Regions from separate parts of the Homo sapiens genome. Here region 2 is linked to region 1. Evidence: read pairs that join two places in POLR2A ChIA-PET (ENCODE). Cell type or tissue: GM12878. All regions are shown on one strand. Each heading gives the region's core, and the rest is flanking DNA. Links, peaks and the distances in the headings are about the cores only.

What was found. Peaks named below come from ENCODE experiments on the same cell type or tissue, not always from the same donor. Only the 100,000 strongest peaks of a DNase experiment are listed, where the experiment ranks them.
Region 2: POLR2A ChIA-PET joins it to region 1 with 6 read pairs; 4 of 35 experiments call an interaction of 5 or more read pairs at or near these places.

What each region holds. Positions count from the first base shown.
Region 1 is chr15:80,029,366-80,040,538 of GRCh38, forward strand. No RefSeq gene overlaps it. Among named protein-coding and RNA genes, the nearest start is that of ZFAND6, 25 kb to the right of the region's middle. RefSeq lists enhancers at 2,640-3,385, 3,386-4,129, 4,130-4,873, 10,344-10,843. In GM12878, for the core only: no CTCF peak of the experiment used is centred there; a DNase peak (open chromatin) is centred at 3,576; H3K4me3 peaks cover 1,021 bases; H3K27ac peaks cover 1,860 bases.
Region 2 is chr15:80,083,670-80,094,842 of GRCh38, forward strand. The region is part of intron 1 of ZFAND6 (zinc finger AN1-type containing 6); the gene reads left to right. Among named protein-coding and RNA genes, the nearest start is that of ZFAND6, 30 kb to the left of the region's middle. In GM12878, for the core only: no CTCF peak of the experiment used is centred there; no DNase peak of the experiment used is centred there.

The DNA of each region.
Region 1 (11,173 bases), core at 3,436-7,435:
TCCAGGCCAGGTCCTCTTCCATTGTCATGATGCCAACTTGCAGAGTAATCTTTTTTTTTTTTGAGACAAAGTCTCACTCTGTCGCCCAGCCTGGAGTGCAGTGGTGCAGTCTCCACTCACTGCATCCTCCGCCTCCTGGGTTCAAGCGATTCTTGTGCCTCAGCCTCCTGAGTAGCTGGAATTACAGGCGCCTACCACCATGTCCCACTAATTTTTGTATTTTTAGTAGAGATGGGGTTTCACCATGTTGGCCAGGCTGGTCTCAAACTCCTGAACTCAGGATATCTACCTGCCTCAGCCTTGGGATTACAGGCGTAAGCTACCGTGCCCAGCAGCAGAGCAGTCGTATCCACTCCCATGGCTTTAACCACCTCCATGAATATCTCTGCCCCAGATTTCCTAAGCTCTACAACTGCATATCCAAATGCTATCTGTACATTTATACTTCGCCTATATGAGACCAAGTGTCTAGTTGCAAGCAACAGAAAGCAACCTTCGTGAATTTACACAGAAAAAAAATGTTAAAAATATTAAATAGTTCACAGAATCTCTGAAAGGACACTAGGCAACACAGCAAAAAACGTCAAAGATCATGCCACAGAAGTGCCATCAGTGGACAAAGTCATAGAATCCTGGGCCACTAATATCACTGACATTGAATACTAGATGCTGCAGCTGGAATAGGTGCCATGCCAGCCTCAGAACACTGGCAGGACAAACTCTCCTGCTGCCTCCTTCACCTGAATGGATTCTGTATGCCATTAGCTTCCAAATCAAAGTCTGAGGGAGAAGTGTCTGAATGACAGTGACTAGGCCATGTGCCGGTGCCTTGGACGCAAGGAAATCTGAGAAAGTACGAGTTGGGCATTTTTCGCTTTATGGTGGGAGGTAGGCTCTGCCTTATAAAGTTTGCAAGAGGGTTTAAATGCTAGATGGCCCTTTTGGGCTAAGATGATATGGTGGAGCCACAAGAGGGAAGGAGTCTGGTCCCCTAAACCACCATGTCACCTTGTTGCCATGCTGATCTGAAATACCTGCATCGGATTGTCATGTGGAGCAAAACAAAAATAAAATAAAATAAACCCAAAACATCTATAGTGTTAAGCCACTGAAATTGTAGAATTTATTTCTTATGGCAGATAGCAGTATTATCTTAACTACCATAGTGGCCCAAAATCATTTTAAATTTCCACTTGATTGCCTCAGCAGATTCTTAAATTCAGGAGTCATCCTCTTTATCCTACACCTCCAGATTTGCTCTCCTTTGTTTCCAGCCTCCCTAGCCCTCAGTCAGAAGCTTGGCTGTCACCTTGCACTCCTCCCTCTGCTTCACCCCTGACATTCAATCAGAGACCAAATTCTGCAGATTCCTGCTGTCAATTCCCTCCTCAGCTTTTCCACTTTTACTGTCTTGGCCCATTCACCAATTCTCATCTCTTTTCTGCTCTGACTACTGGATCAGTCTCTGAATGTGTCCTTGCCTTTACTCTGCCTCAGCTCCAGTTCATTCATCCATTCATCCATCCATCCATCCATCCATCCATCCATCCAACCAACCATCCATCCAACCAACCATCCATCCATTCAACCATCCAAGCATTCATCCATCTAAACATCCAATCATCCATCCCATCCATCCAACCTTCCAATCATCTATCCATCAACCTATGCAATCATCTATCCATCAACCTATGCAATCATCTATCCATCCATCCCATCCATCCAACCATCATCTATCCATCCACTTAATTTATATGTATTAAATACATTACCAGGGGTTAGACAGTATAAATGTTATAATAAATGAGTCCTTGACAGAGGACCAAGTGTTGGGGAGACCAACGCTAATGAAATAGTCTCACTAATAAATATGTAATTACAGGTGCTATGAAAGAAAATTACAGGTTGCTGTGAGAACATCATAATGGGGCTCTGAACTGGTTAAGAGGTCAGGGACATCCTCCTTGAGGAGGTGACTTTTGAGCTGAGGTCTAAAGGCTAGAGGAGGTAAATTGGTCAAGGAGATGGGGACTATGATCTTTCAAGCAGAGGGAACAGTGAGTGTGAAGACTCTGAGGCAGGGAGGAGCTGGACACATTTGGGAAGCCAAAAGTCCAATGTGGTAGAAGAACCAGTCTTTTTTATCATGGTATTCCCAGGACCTAGCAGGGTGTCTGACACATAATAGGTGTTTCAAGAGCTTGTTGAAGGAGCCCATGAATGAATGAAGAGATGGGTGGTGGAGACAGATGGATAAAGAAATGGAACTGTAATCATGGCACAACGTACCACTGAAAAACAGAGCTGCAGCCTCCTTGCTGGTCTCCTTACTTCAGGTTTGGCCACCTCCAATCCCTACTCCACCCTATGGCCCCAGGAGCTTAGGCCATTATAGCACTTATCACACTGGATATAATTGACTGGTTATTGTCTCCCTCCTCCTCCATAATGAGCTCCACAGAAACTTGTTTACCAATAGAGTCCCAGCACCCAACCCACTGCCTGCAAAGAGGAAGCATTGCATATAAAAATTTAATGCGCTGGTAGGCATAGGAGGCAAACACCCAGCATCAAAGTCAATTGGGCAGGAGAGGGTGGAGTTGAGAATGAGTAAAACACAGTCAGCTGCCAGTGTCAGCCAGCACAGGAGGGGCTGAGAGCCAAGTGGAGCACTTACATGCCAGTGGCATTTGACAGTCATATATAGAGACAAGCCTAGAGCCTGCAGAGATGAGCAAGAAAGCAGGTGCAGGAGATGCAAGGAGGAGCTGCAGGGCAGGCCCACGTCAAACAGGGGATGGCATCCTTTTGGCCTTTAAAGAGCTTGGCTTACACCTGTCAGGTCACACAACGCCCTTCAAAAGAAGGCACCCATACCTCCTGACACTTAACTTCTTTTTTTTTTTTTTTCTTTGAGACGGAGTCTCGCTCTGTCACCCAGGCTGGAGTGCAGTGGCACGATCCCGGCTCACTGCAAGCTCCGCCTCCTAGGTTCATGCCATTCTCCTGCCTCAGCCTCCCGAGTAACTAGGACTACAGGCGCCCGCCACCACGCCCGGCTAATTTTTTGTATTTTTTAGTAGAGACGGGGTTTCACCGTGTTAGCCAGGATGGTCTGGCTCTCCTGACCTCATGATCTGCCCGCCTTGGCCTCCCAAAGTGCTGGGATTACAGGCGTGAGCCACCACGCCCAGCCTTAACTGCTTTTCCTACTGCATCTTGGCTGTGTGTGTGTGTGTGTGTGTGTGTGTGTGTGTGTGTGTGTGTGTGTATAATGCATCCCCTAGGAGGACATCCTGTTTCTAGCCTCTGCACCTTCCCAATGCCCAGCCCAGTGCCTGACTCAGTGCCTGAGTAAATGTGCGTTGGAGGAATGAACAGCCAGCAAAAGAGAGAAGACATTGGGCCTGGCAGCAAAGCAGCTGGAAGGGAGGCCCCTAAACAAACAGAGCCTCTGCCAGGAAATCTAACAAACGAGGCCCCATGGACGATTGTGAGTTGTTGTTTGAATGCTTCCTGTTTGCTGGCTTGAAACCAGACTTCCTACAGTGTCTATTCTGGTCCTCTCACTTTGACTTACCGCTTTTCAAAATGATCAGTTTCACCATTCATTCTGCCCTTTTGGCTCCTAGTTTCTGCAACAGACAGATTGAATCTTCATGCATTTATTCATGAAACACTTCTGGAGTCCCTATTATGTGCGATACACTAAGTCACCAGACTCAGGATTCTATGAGAGAACCTGGTGGGAAAGACAGCTACAAATAAAAATTCACAATCTAGAGTGATAAGAGAACGAAACACCAGGGTGACACTGGGGAGCAGACACTCACACCAAAATAATATATGATTGTGTTTTTCCTGAATTCATTTCCTCATATATGAGTGACTAATGAACAAGATTGGAGGTATTTGGGTCAGGAATGCCACTAATTGTTTCCCAAACACCCAGCTGTGTGGTCATTCAGGGCAGCTGGGAACAAACACCAGCCCAACAGTGTTCAAACTTCCAAGGACCAAGCCTGGGGGCTTTGCCACAGCACCAGCAATTACTCATTTGGCATGCGGCCACTCCTCACTCAGCCCCAAGGACCTCAGTCCTGCACTAGAGGGGTTTCCTGGGACAATGCTAAAACCAAACCAGTTCTGGGCAAACTGGGACAGTTGGTCACACTGAAGTCTGTGGGCTTTGCTGAACTTGCAGGTCTGCACACACGCCAGGACAGCTGGTCTGGATCGGGGATAATAGAGGGAGAGGCATTAACTGCTGCGTGGAATCTTAGCCTCAGCACCTGCCTCTCTAATCTGGCACCCTGCCAGCCCCAGCTCCTAAGATGCAGGCCACTCACACTTCCTGCCTGCTGACTCAGCCACACCTCGGCTGCTTAGTTAGTCCTGATGGAGGCAGGACAAGTGGCCTTGAGCCAGTGAGGAGGGTGGAGACCCTGCTGCTCTTCATCACTCTATCCTTAGCAGCTAGCATGGTACTCCATGGAGCAGGGGTTCACTAATGAATGAGTTAAGAGTGGTCTTATGGCCGGGCGCGGCGGCTCACGCCTGTAATCCCAGCACTTTGGGAGGCCGAGGTGGGTAGATCATGAGGTCAGGAGTTCGAGACCAGCCTGGCCAAGATGGTGAAACCCTGTCTCTACTAAAAATACAAAAATTAGCCAGGCATGGTGGCGCACGCCTGTAGTCCCAGCTACTTGGGAGGCTGAGGCAGGAGAATCACTTTAACCCAGGAGGTGGAGGTTGCAGTGAGCCGAGATCGTGCCATTGCACTCCAGCTTGGGCGACAAGAGTGAAACTCTGTCTTAAACAAAACAAAACAAAACAAACAAACAAAAAAAAGAGTGGTCTTAGTCTCTCTCTGTTCAGTGGGGCTTAAAGCCTCTGACTCCTGCCATGTACTCCCCTCTACCCGCCTCCTAAATTCTCTTCTGTTGCAACTGAAATACGGGACACCAAGACCCCAGGGACCAAGCCAGAAAATGCATGCTGCCTGAAACCCAGCCGTTTCTCACTTTCCCACTCCATGGGGACTCTTTTAAGGCTGCGCAGGCCCCTTTGGCCAATATCTGACTGCCGCCTGCCCCCTTCCCCCCTGAAGTGGCCTTGCCTTTTGCCTGCCAGACTTCCCATGTGCTGGAGTTTCCTGGGCAGATCTCCGGCATGTTGGCTGCTCCACCGCCCACAGCCTCGGGTCTGGCAGCTGCCTAGATGGGGATCCTATGTTTTACATACGCCTCCTGGGAAATCTGCATGCTGACTTTTCTGACCTTCTGAGCTGACAATGCTTTTGGGTTCTATCCCCACCCCACCCATCTGCACCCTCAGGGTCAGTCACCATCAGTCGGGTGATGAGGAGGAAAACAAGGTATTAAGGGAAGTTCCAATCTTTTATTTTTCCCCCATCAACACATTTACCATCAGCTAGCACCTGAGTCCCTGGAGAGCTGTGAGGAGGGTGTAGGAGGATCACGGGGCTATTTGTAGACACAGCCTCAGAGCTGGAGGGAACTGTCTGGGTCACTGAGCCCAGCCTCCCACCTGAGCAGGAAAGCAAACTTGCTGTACTCTGTCGATAAATGGGCCTTAAGCTTTTGCTTGAATCTGCCTTCATGGGTGGCTCACTCCCTTTCTGGGGTGTGGTTCATGGTTAGATTGTGCCTACTGTTAGGATGTTTTCCCTATATCTCTTGTAGTAAAATGAGCCCCTTGTTGTACATGTCAAATTCCAATGTTGCACTCCTGGATTCTGGTAAGCTTACCCTGTCGGTACCACTGTGGGTTGAGATGAGATCTCCCACTAAGGATGGGATGTTTCCCATCATTGATCCATTGTATCAATCAGGATCCCGACAGGTGCACTCAAGTTAGGATAACATGAGGAAGATTTATTTTCAAAAGGACTACTTACCAACTTATGGGTGGGATAGACAGGAACCCCAGAGACAGTGCAGTGATCTGCCTTCACTAGCAGTGGAGATCTTACTTGTTAGGCCTGATGGATCAGGGGACAGACTGGTAGTTTCTGGAACCCACAAAGTGGAGTCATGTATAGGAGCTGTCTATCAGAACCACCTAGGGGCTTTCCAAATGCACTCTCCACTCCCAGACTCCCCAGGAGAGTTTCCTAGAGCAACAGGGAATGCAGGCTGGTTATCAGGGCCTGTGAAGCAAAGAAGCTGCATTTCATCACCAGATGTGAAGGCTGAGTTTGGGGCTAAGAAAGAGCAAAGTTGGAGGGGTTAGGACTCAGGCAGGCACTGGCCTGGGGCAGGGAGCCTGGGCAAAGCACAAATGTGGCCTGTGAGAGGCCCTGCAAATGAGATGAGCACCTGGGGCCTATTGTTGCAGTTGACCTCTGGCCTGGCCAGGGCCTGTGTTGCTCCCCAAGATTTCTTTGCCACCCCAGACTCGGGATCCATTTCCTTGAGTAACAGACGGCTCCTGTTCTCCTCACTTGAGAGTTCTTTTGTCTGACTGGACTCTTCCTTGTTTTTGTCAGTTCAGATGAGTGACCTTGTTCAGCTGAAGTCTTTTCTTTGGGCCTGGGGCCAACTTTTCTTGGGGCCCACCTGCTGCCCAGTTCCTCTATGATCCAGCTCTAATGCTTCCCAAATTATAAGGTGAATAAAAATCCTTAAGGACCTTGTCAAAATGACAACACTGATTTAGTAGGTCCTGGTGGGCTCAGAGATGCTACATTTGTAGCAAGCACTCAGATAATACTGATGCTGCCCGTCCACACACCACACTTTGAGTAGCAAGCCTTGAACCCAGTGGTTCTCAATTCTTGGCTGGAATGAGCTTGAGCTCATCTGGAGCACATGGTGAAAACACAAAGGCCCAGGCCCTTGTGTACTCCAATGAGCCTGGACCTCAGCCAGCTGCATTAGCTCTCAAGGTGATTCTCATATACATTAGGGTTTCAGAACCATTGCTGGGCCTCTAGTGTGTTGCAGGTGGCTGGCCTGATTGGGTAGCATTGGTTGCCAACTGCATTTAAGGCCCTGGCACAACTCCCTGCCAAGACTTCCTGGAAGGCTCTTTCCCTAAGGGTGGCTTTATGTTGTCATTCCTTGACATTATGGGTCTCCTGTAGTCCCCCTCATCACTCTCCAACAATAGGTCCCTTTCCTTAAAGCTCCAGGTCAGTGCTGACACTGGATGTCCCCATTGCCTATAGCAGTGTTAGCAAACTATGGCCCACAGGCCAAACCAGCTGGCCACCTGTTTTGTAAATAATGTTTCATTAGAACAGTCATGCTCATAAATACAAATACAAAAATGCTCCCATCCCCTTTGCAAATAGCATGATCAGGAAAATTGTCTCCCTTTGAAATATAACTTCCTATGAAGCTCCTATTAACCAGAGCTTTGAGAGCATGGCATGTGCCCAGTGTTGAGGACACAAGGCTAGGCCACAGATAATGAACTCTTCCCCAGCAACCCCTGCAATGACCCTCCTCCCTGGGGGTCTGTGGATACTTCCCCTGCCTCCTTCTCCCCTATTTACATGCCAGGGCTAAGAGGGTGATAGACAAGCGTGAAACAAAATTACTTTCCATGTGAAACAGGCTACCCTACTTTGGCTGCCAAATGAAAATGCGAAAAGGTTCAAAAATACAGTTTCTTGATGGATTGAAGATTGTGGAAACGGTGAGAAGGAAATGAGGCGGCCACTAGGGAAGCCCAGAGGAGATGTGGTGAGGCACCTAACATCCCCCTCTTCTACAAACCTTCAACCCCAGCTGGGATGCACAGTAAGAAAATTCAAGCTTCTTGGCCCGGCACGGTGGCTCACGCCTGTAATCCGAACACTTTGGGAGGCTGAGGCAGGCGGAGTACCTGAGCTCAGGAGTTTGAGACCAGCCTGGGCAACACGGTGAAAACCCGTCTCTACTAAAATACAAAAAAAAAAATTAGCTGGATGTGGCAGCGTGCACCTGTAGTCCCAGCTACTCGGGTGGCTGAGGCAGTAGAACTGCTTGAACCCAGGAGGCAGAGGTTGCAGTGAGCCGAGATCGCGCCACTGCACTCCAGCCTGGGCAACAGAGCGAGACTCTGTCTCCAAAAAAAAAAAAAAGAAAATTAAAGCTTCTTTTAGGCCTCCCGTCATTGCAGCAACTGCACTGTCAAAGGTACAGCATCATCATCTGACCCAACAACCTCCAGGTAAGATATAGCAAGGATCCTCAGCCTGGGACTTGGCTCCATCCAATGCTTTGGAAGGGGAATCTGGCTTGACATTACAGGTCTCCTGCAGGCTCCCTCATCACTCTCCGATGATGGGTCTCCTTCCTCAAAGCTCCAGGTCATTGCTGACATTGGTTGACCCTGCTGCCTAGAGCAAACTATGGCCCATGGGCCAAACCAACCATTTTGTAAATAATGTTTTACAATAATGTATCTACAAAATAGCACCTATTTTGTAAATCACGTTTCAATAGAATACAGTCATGCTCATTTATTTATATCAGACCTCCCTCCCCCCAGTTACATTTTGGGTTGTGACAACTGAGGAGTGCTACTGGTATCAACTGGGTAGAGACTAGGATGCTGCTAAATATCCTACAGTTCACAGGACAGCCTTCATAACAAACAATGATCCAGCCTCAAATGTCAGCAGGCCAAGGTGGACAATACCTTGTGTATTGTTTATGGCTGCTTCTGAGCTAAAATGGGAGAGTCGAGTAGATGTGACAGAGATCACATGACCTGCAGAGCCTAAAACATGTTCTATTTGGATTTTGTACTAGTCAGGGTTTTCCATAGAAACAGAACCAATAGGATAGAGAGAAAGGAAGAAAAAAAGAGAGAGAGATTTAAGGAACTGGCTCATGTGATTATGGAGGCTGGCAAGTCCAAAGTCTGCAGGGTGGACTGGCAGGCTGAAGACCTGGGAAGAGCCAAGGTTGCAGTTTGAGTCTGAAGGCTGTCTGCTGCAGGATGCCTTCTTCCTCAGGGGAGGTCAGTCTTTGTACCATTCAGTCCTTTGACTGATTGGATGAGGCCTACCAACATTGTGGAGGGCAACCAACTTTACTCAAAATCCACTGATTTCAATGTTAATCTCATCCAAATGTACTCTCACAGAAACATCCAGAATAATGTCTGACCAAATATCTGGGTACTGTGGTCCAGCCAAATTGACACATAAAATTAACCATCAAAGCCAGGCGCCGTGGCTCACACCTGTAATCCCAGCACTTTGGGAGGCCAAGGTGGATGGACTGCGAGGTCAGGAGTTCAAGACCAGCCTGGCCAATATGGTGAAACCCTGTCTCTACTAAAAATACAAAAATTAGCTGGGCGTGATGGTGCGCGCCTGTAATCCCAGCTACTTGGGAGGCTGAGGCAGAAGAATCACTTGAATCCAGAAGGTGGAGGTTGCGGTGAGCTGAGATTGCATCACTGCACTCCAGCCGCGACAGAGCAAGACTCTGTCTCAAAAAAAAAAAAAAAAAAAATTAACCATCAAAGGCTTTTACAGAAAAAGTTTGTAGAACCCTCGGAGTCCCACCTCACCAGAGCTGAAGACTTGTTGGATTAACCTCATGAGAGGATTTTAGGTGGGCGTGACTTTGGATGTCAAGGAGAATGGAGAGTAAGCTGTGATCAGAACGCTGTGGTCATGCCTCCATGGCTCTAGCTGACTCCCCCAAGGGCAAAGTCCACCCTGACCCTCCCCTATGGACACAGTCCTTAGTTTACAATGTAATTTCACATTTTTTTTTTATTTGAAACGACCCTTTAAGGTAGAGTCCGGGGAGATGATACTGTTTCACTGATAAGCAAACTGAGGCCCAGAGAGGTGAGGTAATACCACACAGGGAGTTCGGGTGAGAATGGTGATCTCCTGGTTCCCAGTTTGGTGTTCTTGGGAATCACAATTCACTCTAGGGTGACCAACTGTTCTGTGTTGCTGTTGTTGTTGTTGTTGTTGTTTGAGATGGAGTCTTGCTTTGTCACCCAGGCTGTAGTGCAGTGGCACGATCTTGGCTCACTGAAACCTCCGCCTCCTGGGTTCAAGAGATTCTCCTGCCTCAGCTTCCCGAGTAGCTGGGACGACAGGCATTTACTACCACGCCCGGCTAATTTTTGTATTTTTAATAGAGACGGGGTTTCACCATGTTGGCCAGGCCAGTCTCGAACTCCCCACCTCCCGACCTCAGGTGATCCACCCACCTTGACCTCCCAAAGTACTGGGATTGCAGGGGTGAGCCACCGTGCCTGGTCCTGTTCTGGTTTTTATAGGCCCAAGAGATTTCCTGGAATGCAGGATTTTAGGTGCTAAAACTGGGGAAATCTGAGGCAAACTGGGACAAACTGATCACCCCACTTTGCCACCTCATGGATGTCTGACCTCAGTTACCCTAGCACTAAGTAGAATTAGCCAGCCAGGAGCTCAAGGCCCTGGGGAGACCCCTCAGTTAGGTGTGATGTGAGCAGACTGCCAGCACGGGCACCAACCGGTGTGTGTCCCTTTTCTCCAAACTCGAGAACAGAAATGTGATGGCAGCTTGAAGGGGGCTGGAAGGAGCTCTAGAACCCAGAGGTGAGACCTGCCTCAGCCTGCACCCCCTTTAGCAGCCAATGCCCCTGCTTGCCCCTAAGTTTCTCCATCTCTAAAATGATGATCTTTGGGTGCACCTAATAAATATTTACATTTTTACATTATACTTTCTTCTAGCACCGGAACTAATATTCATTCATTATCATAGACTTGGGGGGAATAAAAAGAGGAAAAAAAAAAGTTTTAACATCTAAATTTCCACTAATTCTAGTTTTTCCTAGATTTTTTTTCCATGTACAAAATTTATGCTTACTTTCACTCACTAGTGATTATACTATACAATTTTATTAGGTTTTTCCTTTTTTTATAACCTTTTCGTTTTTAAAAAAATTCTTACTAGATTATAAAATTGGTGAAAATATGAAAAACACATGAATAAAAAAGCCAATAGTAATCATCACCTATAATGCCACATATGTAAATATATATATACATATATAAATATATACACGTGTATATATAAATATAAACATCTATTTTCCTAGGCATATATGTGTTTACATTTATACGTGTATGTGTGTATATATTTAAATATGTATATATATTTACAAATAGGAGATAGTTATAGATATTTTAAAATACACATATATA
Region 2 (11,173 bases), core at 2,979-6,978, 54 kb after region 1:
AAGCCAATGTCAGGAGTTTGAGACTAGCCTGGCCAACGTGGTGAAACCGTGTATCTACTAAAAATATAAAAATCAGCTGGGCATGGTGGTGAGCATCTGTAATCCCAGCTACTCAGGAGGCTGAGGAGGTTGCGGTGAGCTCAGATCATGCCATTGCACTCCAGCCTGGGCAACAGAGCGAAATTCCTTCTCAAAAGCATGGAAGTTGAGAGCTTTAGGGCCCAGGAGGAAAAATGGCAGGAGAATGAGGCTTCATAGACAAGATGAGCTAAACCTATTCTCTTAGTGATGGAAAACCTTTGAATTACTGATTTGGGGCGTGGTCTGATCACCCTGAGAGGATTTAAATATCCTCTTAGGCAGTAAAGTGGCATGGGTTCAAGATTGTGCAGCTAAGAAGAAACAGCTCAGATCTGAATCCAGGCCTTGTCTCAGTATTATAGCACTCTGCTTCTTATGAAGTCTGTTTAAGCCTAGATCAGGGTTAGGCATGATTACAGCACACACATAGTTGCTGCAAATCAGTTCAGAGAGGCAAGAGATTAAGTGAGATTTACGAAGTGTAGGTCGATCATCCCAAATTCGAAATTTGAAATACTCCAAGATTGGAAATTTTCTGAGTGCAGACACGATGCTGAAAGAAAATGTTCATTGGAGCATTTCAGATTTTGGATTTTCAGATTAGGGATGCTCAACTGTTAAGTATATAATGCAAATATTCCAAAATACAAAAAAATTTGAAATCTGAAACTCTTCTGGTCCCAGACATTTTGGAAAAAGGATATACTTCCTAATAACTGAGGCCTAACTGGCCAAGAAGTGGGAGGGAGGAGGGCCTAAACCAGATGTAATGGCATAAAAGGGTTAGATGAGGAGTATTGATTTAATTACTAATTTACGTGGGGGCAGTGTGTCAGAAATGACCAAGGCGTTAAGCCGGGTTGGCAGAGAGATGATAGTTTCCTTGAAAACAATACTAAGTTAGGCAAAGCTATTTCTTGGAGCAAGTTCCTGAGCTATGTTGAATTTTGAGATTTAGGATTTTCTCTTCAAGTCATTGAAGGTTTTTGCTTTTACTAACCTGCAGATTTGACTCTGTATTAGACTCTGAGGATACAGAGATAAATAATACATGCTGTCCCAGCATCTGAGGACCAGGTGAGTGTCATCCTGCATCATCAAGCCTCAGAATGTCTCCTAAGCTGCAGTCTGAACCTAATTAAGAATTTTTAAGTCGGTTAATCCTGCCATGCCCCCTTGGTTCCTATACCAAATACAGTTCACTACTCATTCCTTTTGCTCTAGAGCTCTATTCTGTAATGAACAAGATACTTAACTCCTCACAGAATCTTTGTTTCCTGCCCTAACTGAAGCTTTCATCTTTCAAAGGACGCCACTTTCCTCCTGGTCCTCAAGTGTTGGCTGCTGATTCTTCCATACGTCATACCAGGAGGTTAAAAGGGGAGTGAGTTCTGTGTTTTCAGACCATTACTCTTCTGTCAAGTATCAAGGCTACTCCTGTTCATTATCTCTTTTTCTTTTCTCCATCGTTCTTTCACGTTCATTTAGAATTTTTGTACGTGGTTTAAGTTCTTCACTCTGTTCAAGTGACTTTCCACTACTGTGAATGCTGGGATTTGGGTCTGTTTTATTCGTTACTGTATCCTCAGATCCTAGAACCGTAGCTGGCACATAGGAAATGCTTAATTTTTATTGAATACATAAATTCATTTAAATTTCAAAGTAAATTAATTTTTTAAACTCCTATGACCTTTGTCTCCAGAGCTTTCGTAATCAACTCCCAAAATCACGACCTTAATCATTGCTTAAAACAGTTCCACTTCTGAACTTTTCTGGTCATACAATTGAAATACATATTAATTATGGAAAATTTGGCAAATGGATAGGCAAAAACAAAAAACACTCATCATCTAACTAGTTAGCAATAAAAATGGATAAAAATATCTGTATATTTTTCTAGCCTTTTTTCTGTAAACATGCATACCTAGGTTTAATTTTTTTAATGGGGATCATATTGTACATACTGTTTTTAAAATTCCTGGTGTGTTTTGTGTGTGTGTGTTTAACTTTAGGATATTTTGTGAAATCTTTACATGTATAGTCATGTGCCACATAATGACATGTTGGTCAGTGATGGACTGCATATAGACTGTGGTCATGTGTGTTTATAATACTGTATTTTTACTGTACCTTTTTTATGTTTAGATACACAGATACTTACCATTGTGTATTACTCTCTTCGTCTCCAGACCTATAAAAAAAGGTAGTTTATCTGCACCCATACCAGTAGACGTATTAATTTTTTTTAGTTATTGGCAATTCATTGGTGAAAAAAATTTTATTTTATTTATTTATTTGTTTTTGAGATGGAGTTTCAACCTCTTGTTGCCCAGGCTGGAGTGCAATGGCGCGATCTCAGCCCACTGCAACCTCCGTCTGCCGGGTTCGAGTGATTCTCCTGCCTCAGCCTCCCAAGTAGCTGGGATTACAGGCATGCACCACCACACCCAGCTAATTTTGTATTTTTAGTAGAGATGGGATTTCTCCATGTTGGTCAGGCTGGTCTCAAACTCCCGACCTCAGGTGATCTGCCTGCCTCAGCCTCCCAAAGTACTGGGATTACAGGCATGAGCCACTTGCACCCGGCCTAAAACTTTTTATATTGAGGTATAATTTACATACCACAAAATTCACCTGTTTCATAAGTGTTCAGTATTTTTTAGTAAATTTATAAAGTTATGTTGTTACTACCACAATCCACTTTTAGAACATTTCTGTCACCCAAAATATTCCTTGAACCAATTTGTAAACAATCCCCTTTCCTACCACCCATTATGGGTAACCAGTAACCTATAGATTTGCCCTTTCTTGACATTTCATATAAATGGAATAATAACAAAAATGACCTTAAAATGTTATTGAGGTACATTCATGTTGCACTACCTGTCATTAGCTTAATCTTTTATTGTGATAAAATATACATAAAATTTACCATTTAAACTGTTTTTAAATAGACCATTCAGTACCATTAAATACATTCACATTGTTGTATAACTATTACCACTTTCCATCTCTAGAACTATAAAAATTGTCCCAAACTGAAACTGTACCCATTAAACTATAACTCCCAATCACGTCTCCCCCAGTCAGTGGTAACCAACATTGTTTCTGTCACTGTGAGTTTGACCATTCCAAGTATTTCACGTAAGTGGAATCATACAATATCTGTCCTTTTGTAGTGTGGCTTATTTAATTTAGCATAATGTCTTCAGGGTTCATCCAGATTGTAGTATGTATCAGAATTTCATTCCTTTTAAAGGTGGAATAATACTCTCTATATATACATACCACATTTTGTTTATCCATTCATCCATGTATGGACACTTGGCTGCTTTTATGCTTTGTCTGTTGTGAATAATGCCACTGTGAACATTTGCGTACAAGTGTGTGGCATATGTTTTTGTTCTTTGTGGGTAGAAACCTAGGAGTGGAATTTCTAGGTCTTAGGATAATTGCATGTTTAACTTCATACGAAATGGTCAAACTGTTTTCCCAAGTGGCTGTAGTTTTTTACATGCCCACTAGTCGTGCTTGGGAATTCTGTTTCTCTTCACCCTCATCAAAAATCGGTGTGGTCAGTCTTTTAAATTTTAACCATTTTAGTGGATGTGGAGTGGTATTCTATTGTGGGATTAATTTGCATTTCCTAAATGACTAATAACAACTCTGATTTGGAATGCTTAATATCCTACTTTTCTGACTGTAGCCTCCTGTCATTCCAATGCTCATTCTCCTTTTCCCAGCACGTTTATTCTTAAGCTTTAAGCTTTATCAAGATTTCTGGTCCCAGCACCTCTTGTTTCATTCTCTCCTCTAGCTTCAGTTCCCTCTTCAATCACTTTTCTTCCAGTATTCTTAGCTTTGAATCTTTGCCCAGTTTTGCCATCTACTCTGCTTCTAAGTGCTATCAGAGGAAATCATATAGTTTTGTTTTGACACTACTATGAATTTTTTTGTAACTTTTAATTTATATTTATTTTCAAACTTTTACATAGTTATTGCATGTACAGTACAAGGAGCTTTCATACATCGTTTTTCTAGATTCCCAATTGTTATACTGTGTCCTGTTTGCTTTATCATATTCTTACTTTCCTTGGGGGTGTATTATGCATGCATATATAAAAATTAAATTAGTATGCACATACTATATATGCATTGTATATATAATACATATGCATGCTATGTTTTTCTGAATCATTTGAGCATAAGCTGGAGACTTTTACCCCTACATACTTCAGTATATATTTCCATAGAGCAAGAATATTCTCTTACACAGTGTGATTAAGTTATCAAAATCAGGAATTTTAACTTTTATGCAATAATATTATTTAATATACTGTCCTTATTTAGTTTTGTCAGTTGTCTCAACAATACCCTTTATAGCTTTTTGTTTTGGTTTGCTTTGTTTTTTTAAGCTTTACTACAAACTTTATACTTTACAACTCCAGCTTGGACTTGTCCATCCTTTTTGATCCTAACCCTCTACCATTTTTCTGTGTGCTTATCTTAAACCTTCTCTATTCTTTAAGACTTTGGCCGAGCACAGTGTGGTTCATGCCTGTAATCCCAGCACTTTTAGGGCCAAGGTGGGTGGATTACCTGAGGTCAGGAGTTCCAGACCAGCTTGACCAACATGGTGAAACCCTGTCTCTACTAAAAATACAAAATTAGGGGGTGTGGTGGTGCACGCCTGTAATCCCAGCTACTCAGGAGGCCGAAGCAGGAGAATTGCTTGAACCCGGGAGACGGAGGTTGCAGTGAGCCGAGATTGTGCCACTGCACTCCAGCCTGGGCGATAAGAGCGAAACTCTGTCTCAAAAGAAAAAAACGACTTCGTCCTCACTCTTTCCTTATGCTTTATTGTTACCATTGACATAATTTTGTGAGTTTTCTCAATTTCCTGCCCCTTCTTTTCCTTAATTTACAAATACCTGTATCTTCATTTACCCTCTTTTCTTTATGGAAGATAAATTCTTTCTGGATAAGAAAATTCTGTTACGTGTGCTGTAGATCATTGCTGTCTAATATGGTAGTTAGTAGTGGCTATTTAAATTTATTAAAACTTAGCTCCTTAGTTGCACTAGCTCCATTCCAAGTGCTCCGTAGTTCCACAGGGCTGGTGGCTACTTAATATATTGGGTAGCACCTTTCTAGATTCCCTTCTTTCCCAACATTTGAGGGATTTTTCTTTATCTCATCTTTATCCATAATAGACCCACCATAATCTTGCCCTTGCTTATCTCAGTATCCTCATCTCAACGTGTACTGTACTTCAGTCACAGTAAACTACCAGCATTTTCTCTAAATACATTGTTTCGGGCCCTTTTCACTTTTACAGCTGTTATCTTCCCACATCTTCCTGAAAGACCTACTCATAATTGACAACTCCTTCTGTTCTTCACTGATCACACCAGATTGCAATAATTCAACATATTTGCCTCTTGTACCAAAGCTGTGAGATCCTTTGTGAGTAGGGGCCATATTCTGTCTTCGTGTGTGAGTGTGTGTGTTTTTTTTTTTTTTTTTTTTTTTTTGAGACAGAGTCTCTGTCACCCAGGCTGGAGCAGTGGCACGATCTCCTCACTGTAGCCTCCACCTCCCTGGTTCAAGCAATTCTCCTGTCTGAGCCTCCCGAGTAGCTGGGATTACAGGCTGTGCCACCACCTGGCTAATTTTTGTATTCTTAGTAGAGATGGGGTTTTGCCATGTTTGCCAGGCTGATGTTGAACTCCTGGGCTCAAGTGATCTGCCTGCCTCAGCCTCCCAAAGTGGTGGGATTACAGGTGTGAGCCACCACTCCCAGCCTAGCCTTTGTGTTCTCTTGACCTAGCATTCAACTATATGTTGAATTGAAATGAATATGTAATCTCTGCCTTCTAGCTGCTTACCATAGGCTGATTGATGATCACTTGTATAGACTCCATTGCCTGTGGAAATGGAATAGCTTTCCTTGTAATACTGCCTGAGCTCTGCTTTCCACCCAGTCCGTTTTAGCCTACTTGAGCCCTGGACCTTGACTGCTGTCTGGATGCTTGAACTATGTTTTCCTTTTTATTTTTCTAATCATCTAGAATCCAGCCTAACTCTCCACCCTTCTAGGTATTTATATTTTAAGAGTATCAGTCTACTTGTGACTCTTGAGTGCACTATGTAGAATCATGGTATCATGTTTTATTTAGTCTGTAATATCCTTCATCCTCATTCAAAATATTAAGGTGAGTCTCCCACCATAAACCAAAACAATCCTTTCCCTATAACGAAGCTAATCACTGTATAACTTCTCTTCCTTGTTTCTATTTGTGTTGTTTCATATTATATTGTGACTTGTTAATTTGTCTGTTTTCCTGAGTAGCAGCCATTCCTTATTCAAATCATACTGCTCAGAAACTTTTTCATTTCAGCTTACGTAGCTATTAAGTAGTAAAGCAAGAATTTGAAGCCAGATGTACATTTTTTTCTGTATCCTCAGTATCTGATAGTACCTAAGTACTCAAGAAATGCCTCTTGAATTGACCAGTGACCACAACTCTGTCAGAATCTGCATTTCATTCTTTTTGATGTCTTAGCATGTTCAGGTGCTTGAGCTTTGGAGTCAGACTCTCTGGGTTCAAATCCTTGCTTTACTGCTTACCAGCTGTTTGACCTGAGCAAGTTCCATAATCTCTGTAGGCCTCAGTTTCCTCATTCTAAATAGTTACTACTACCTTTAAGGGATATTGTGAAGATGAAAGGAGACAATGCAGATAAAACATTTATCATGGGACCCCTCAATTCTGTTCTTACTATTTGTCCTGCAATTCTGACTTACCTACTAGCTCTTAGTTAATCCTGCTCCATGCTCATCCCATGTTTTTGTTTGTTTTTTTAACTGGCAGAGCCAATGAGACATCTAAGTGAATTTCTAGTAGGCAGTTAGCAAAAACAACCCTGGAGAATGGTCTGAGAAAGAGTCATATTTGGGGGAGATTTGCTCAGAACTCCTATTTAGAACTTTGAAACCTGAGCTAATGTATATAAAAAGACAAATAGCAGGTGATGGGATTTTGAGATACCATTCTAGGAGCCATGTATCTTCAGGCAACCCAGTTTTCAAATATTTTTTATTGGTCTTCTAAATTTTTGGAATATTTTAGAAATAATAACTTTTTGACACCCTTAAAATACAGAGTCACACATTTGGAAGTAGCACAAAAATTTGAACTGCCTCTTTGCCGCAACCCACTAGAGGTTTATGTTTTTCTACTGAAATATTCTATCTTGTTGAATCACACATCCTAGGTTTTGATTTAGAAGATATGGTCACCATAGGTGTTACTTGACTTGGCCACTAGGAGGAAGAGAAGTTGCCAAAGGAAATTCTTGCAAAGAAAGATTTCATTAGTATCATATTTTCTATTTAGTTGTTAAGGGGTGTGTGTGTGTGTGTGTGTGTGTGTCGGGCACACGTGCACATGTGTAGTTTCTCACCCTATTAGGTGATTTTATATCAGAATGGGGTGAGAAGGAAGGAGGAGGATGTACGTGAAAATCTAGAGGTGTTATTGAGAAGACTGAGTACCACAAAAAGCTCTGAATCTGGATGCCTAATGGATGGTTTGTATGTGATTAAACTCCAAGCCATACTTCATTCTTCTAATCATTTTGGTAGTTTTCTCAGAATAATCAAATGTTCTTTTGAAAGAAAAGGTAACCAGGACCTTTCGTTCATTTGCTTTCGCAGAGTTCCGTTTAGATAAAATGGTTAATTTTTATAATGTTATGAAAACTAAAAAGTGAACTATTTTAGAGAAAAGTAACACTGAAGATTGCCAGTTTGCCATCGGTATCCTTGATTTGCTCTTCTTCATCTCTAATAACAGATACAAATTTTTAATATATTTACTATTAAAAAAAAAACTTTTTTTAAGAGACAGGATCTTGCTCTTGTCACCCCAGCTGGAGTGCAGACGCACAATCATAGCTCACTGTAACCTCAAACTCCAGGACTGAAGCAGTCCTCTTGCCTCAGCCTCTTGAGTAGCTAGCACTACAGGCACGTGACGCCATGCCTGGCTAATTTTAAAATTTTTTGTAGAGGCAGAATCTTGCCGTATTGCCCAGGCTGGTCTTGAACTCCTGACCTCAAGCGATCCTCTCACCTCAGCCTCCCAAAGTGCTGAGATTACAAACATGAGCCTCCGTACCTGGCCAATCCATATATTTAATATCTCACTTTGACTGTTAATGTTAATAGCTGATAACATTCTTGAAGGTAGACATTTGCTCCCTGATAATGAAGAAATGCTTTGTTTCTGAGTAGAGGTGATGTTTTTGTATTTAGTTTTCTCCACATATATCTGTCCCACTTGCAATGGATAGTATTTATCTGCAAAACAACTGTTAACTGGAATGAATTATCAAAGAAGATTTATAGAAAAAATTTGGTTTGTTGGTGGTTGGGAAAAAAAAAATCAACTGGCCAGCATGGTGGCTTCCACCTGTAATCCCAGCACTTCAGGGATCAAGGTGGGTGGATCACTTGATCCCAGGAGTTCGAGACAAGCCTGGGCAACATGGCAAAAACCCATCTCTACAGGAAAAAAAAAAAAAAAAAAAGGATTGCTTGAGGACGGGAGGCGGAGGTTGCAGTGAGCCAAGATCGTGCCACTGCACTCTAGTCCGGGCGACAGAGTGAGACTCTGTCTCAAAAAACAAAACAACTGCGTATCCTCATTAAACAGTATAATAAACTGAATGTGCTATTTAAAACATATCAGTTATTCATTGTTAACATGTTTTATTAGAGGGGTAGTAACGTTTTAATTTATTCAAAGTTCTAAATGGTAAGAGAGAGGGGGGAAAGTTCTTGTCTCATCATTCAGGCTGAATTAGTGTCTTACATTTTGTATCCCTCAAGGCTGTGCACGTAATCAGTGGTGGGTGAATGGGTTCATTGACGGTGTTACCCTGGAATGTTTTACCTTGGCAACATTGACACACTATAATACCAATAGAATTTTTAAAAATTGTTTAAATTTGAAGGCTACTCTTAAAAATAGCTATTATTTTGAGCATTTTAATTTTGTGGTAAAGAAGCAAAAATGTTTCAAATGAATTATATTAAAATACTTTTATATTTAGCTCTCTGAAGAAGTCTTTTGGTCTCAAAATACCCAATTTACTGTAAGTTAATATTTAGGCTTTATGTTTAAATATTGGCTACTACAATTTTTTTTTTTTTTTGAGACAGAGTGTCGCTCTCTCACCCAGGCTGGAATGCAGTGGCACGATCTCAGCTCACTGCAACCTCTGCCTCCTCGGTTCAAGCAATTCTCCTGCCTCAGCCTCCCGAGTAGCTGGGATTACAGATGTGCGCTACCATGCCCAGCTAATTTTTGTGTGTGTGTGTGTGTTTTTAGTAGAGTCGGGGTTTCACCATGCTGACCAGGCTGGTTTCGAACTCCTGACCTCGTGATCCGCCTGCCTCGGCCTCCCAAAGTACTGGGATTACTAGCGTGAGCCACCATGCCCAGGCAGGACTTTCTTTTTTTTAAATATACAAGTTTTTGTCTAGAAAAGGAACTCTTTAGGAACTTGAATTATTTTGTAATATAAATGTAATAGATGAGCAAGAAGGTTGTATTTGAGGTGTGGGGAGGGAGGTTGCTTTCTCTATATTCTTTCAAATAATCGGAAAACATGAAGAAGTGATTCCTGGCTGGGCGCGGTGGCTCACGCCTGTAATCCCAGCACTTTGGGAGGCCGAGACGGGCGGAGCACCGAGGTCAGGAGTTTGAGACCAGCCTGACCAACATGGTGAAACTCCGTCTCTACTAAAATACAAAATTAGTCGGGCATGGTGGCGCATGCCTGTAATCCCAGCTACTCAGGAGACTGAGGCAGGAGAATCGCTTAAACCCAGAAGGCGGAGGTTGCAGTGAGCCGAGATCGCGCCATTGCACTCCAGCCTGGGCAACAAGAGAAAAACTTTGTTTCAAAATAAATAAATAGTTAGATAGATAACTTAATTTGGAGTTTTTAGCAAGGAGACACACTTGCTACTGCCTTCTCAATGGAAGAATAGCAGAGCTTTACTGGAGAAGTCTTGTCTCTGTTCTTTAATTCCAGTGTAGTTTCGGGAAGGGTGCAGTAGAATAATAAGATTGGGAGGAGGTAGACATTCACCTGACTTAGATCTGTGAGTCATACCTTATCATCAGTGGAAAGGTTTATGTCATTTGGCACTTACATTTGGTATTTTAAACTGGAGCACTATTTATTATAACTCAGTCATCATAAATCAGTTTAAACTGCTGTTGGATTGGATGGAGTTTGTGTGTGGAAACAAGATAAGGAATCTGGTTCTTTTAGCTATTTAGAATCCTTGGAACATGAGGTTCAGATGCTTACCAGGTTTTATTTTGCAATAATTCAAATTTATGGAAGGTTAAAATAGACATGTATTTCCTATCCCAGTCCCTGGGCTGGCAACTGAACTAGGCCTGGTACTAGTCTGTGGCCTGTTAGAAACCTGGCTGCACAGCAGGGGAGCGCGTGGGAGCTGGCATTACCACTTGAGCTCCGCCTCCTGTCAGATCAGCAACACTGGATTCTCATAGGAGTGCGAACCCTCTTGAGAACTGCTCATGAGAGGGATCTAGGTTACACACTGCTTATGAGAACCTAAGGCCTGATGATCTGAGGTGGAACAGTTTCACCCTGAAATCATCCCGCCCACCCCTACCCCCTACCCCAAAAACACACACGGAAAATTTGTCTTCCACGAAACTGGTCCCTGGACCTCTTAGTAAGATTAACCCATTGTTAACATTTTGTGCTATTTACTTATTCATTCTCTGTCATATTATTTTTTTCTGAATCTTTTGGGATTAAGTTGCTTACATCATGTTCCTTCACCATGTAATATTTCAATGTATAGTTTTAACAACAAGGACCTTCTCTTGTATAACTGCATTACAGTTATTAAATTAAGGAAATATGCAGTTATCTAATACACAGTCCACATTCACATTTTACTAGTTTTCCCATTAATGTTTTTTTTCTTTTGTGTGTGAGACGGGGTTTTGCTCTTGTATCCCAGGCTGGAGTGCAA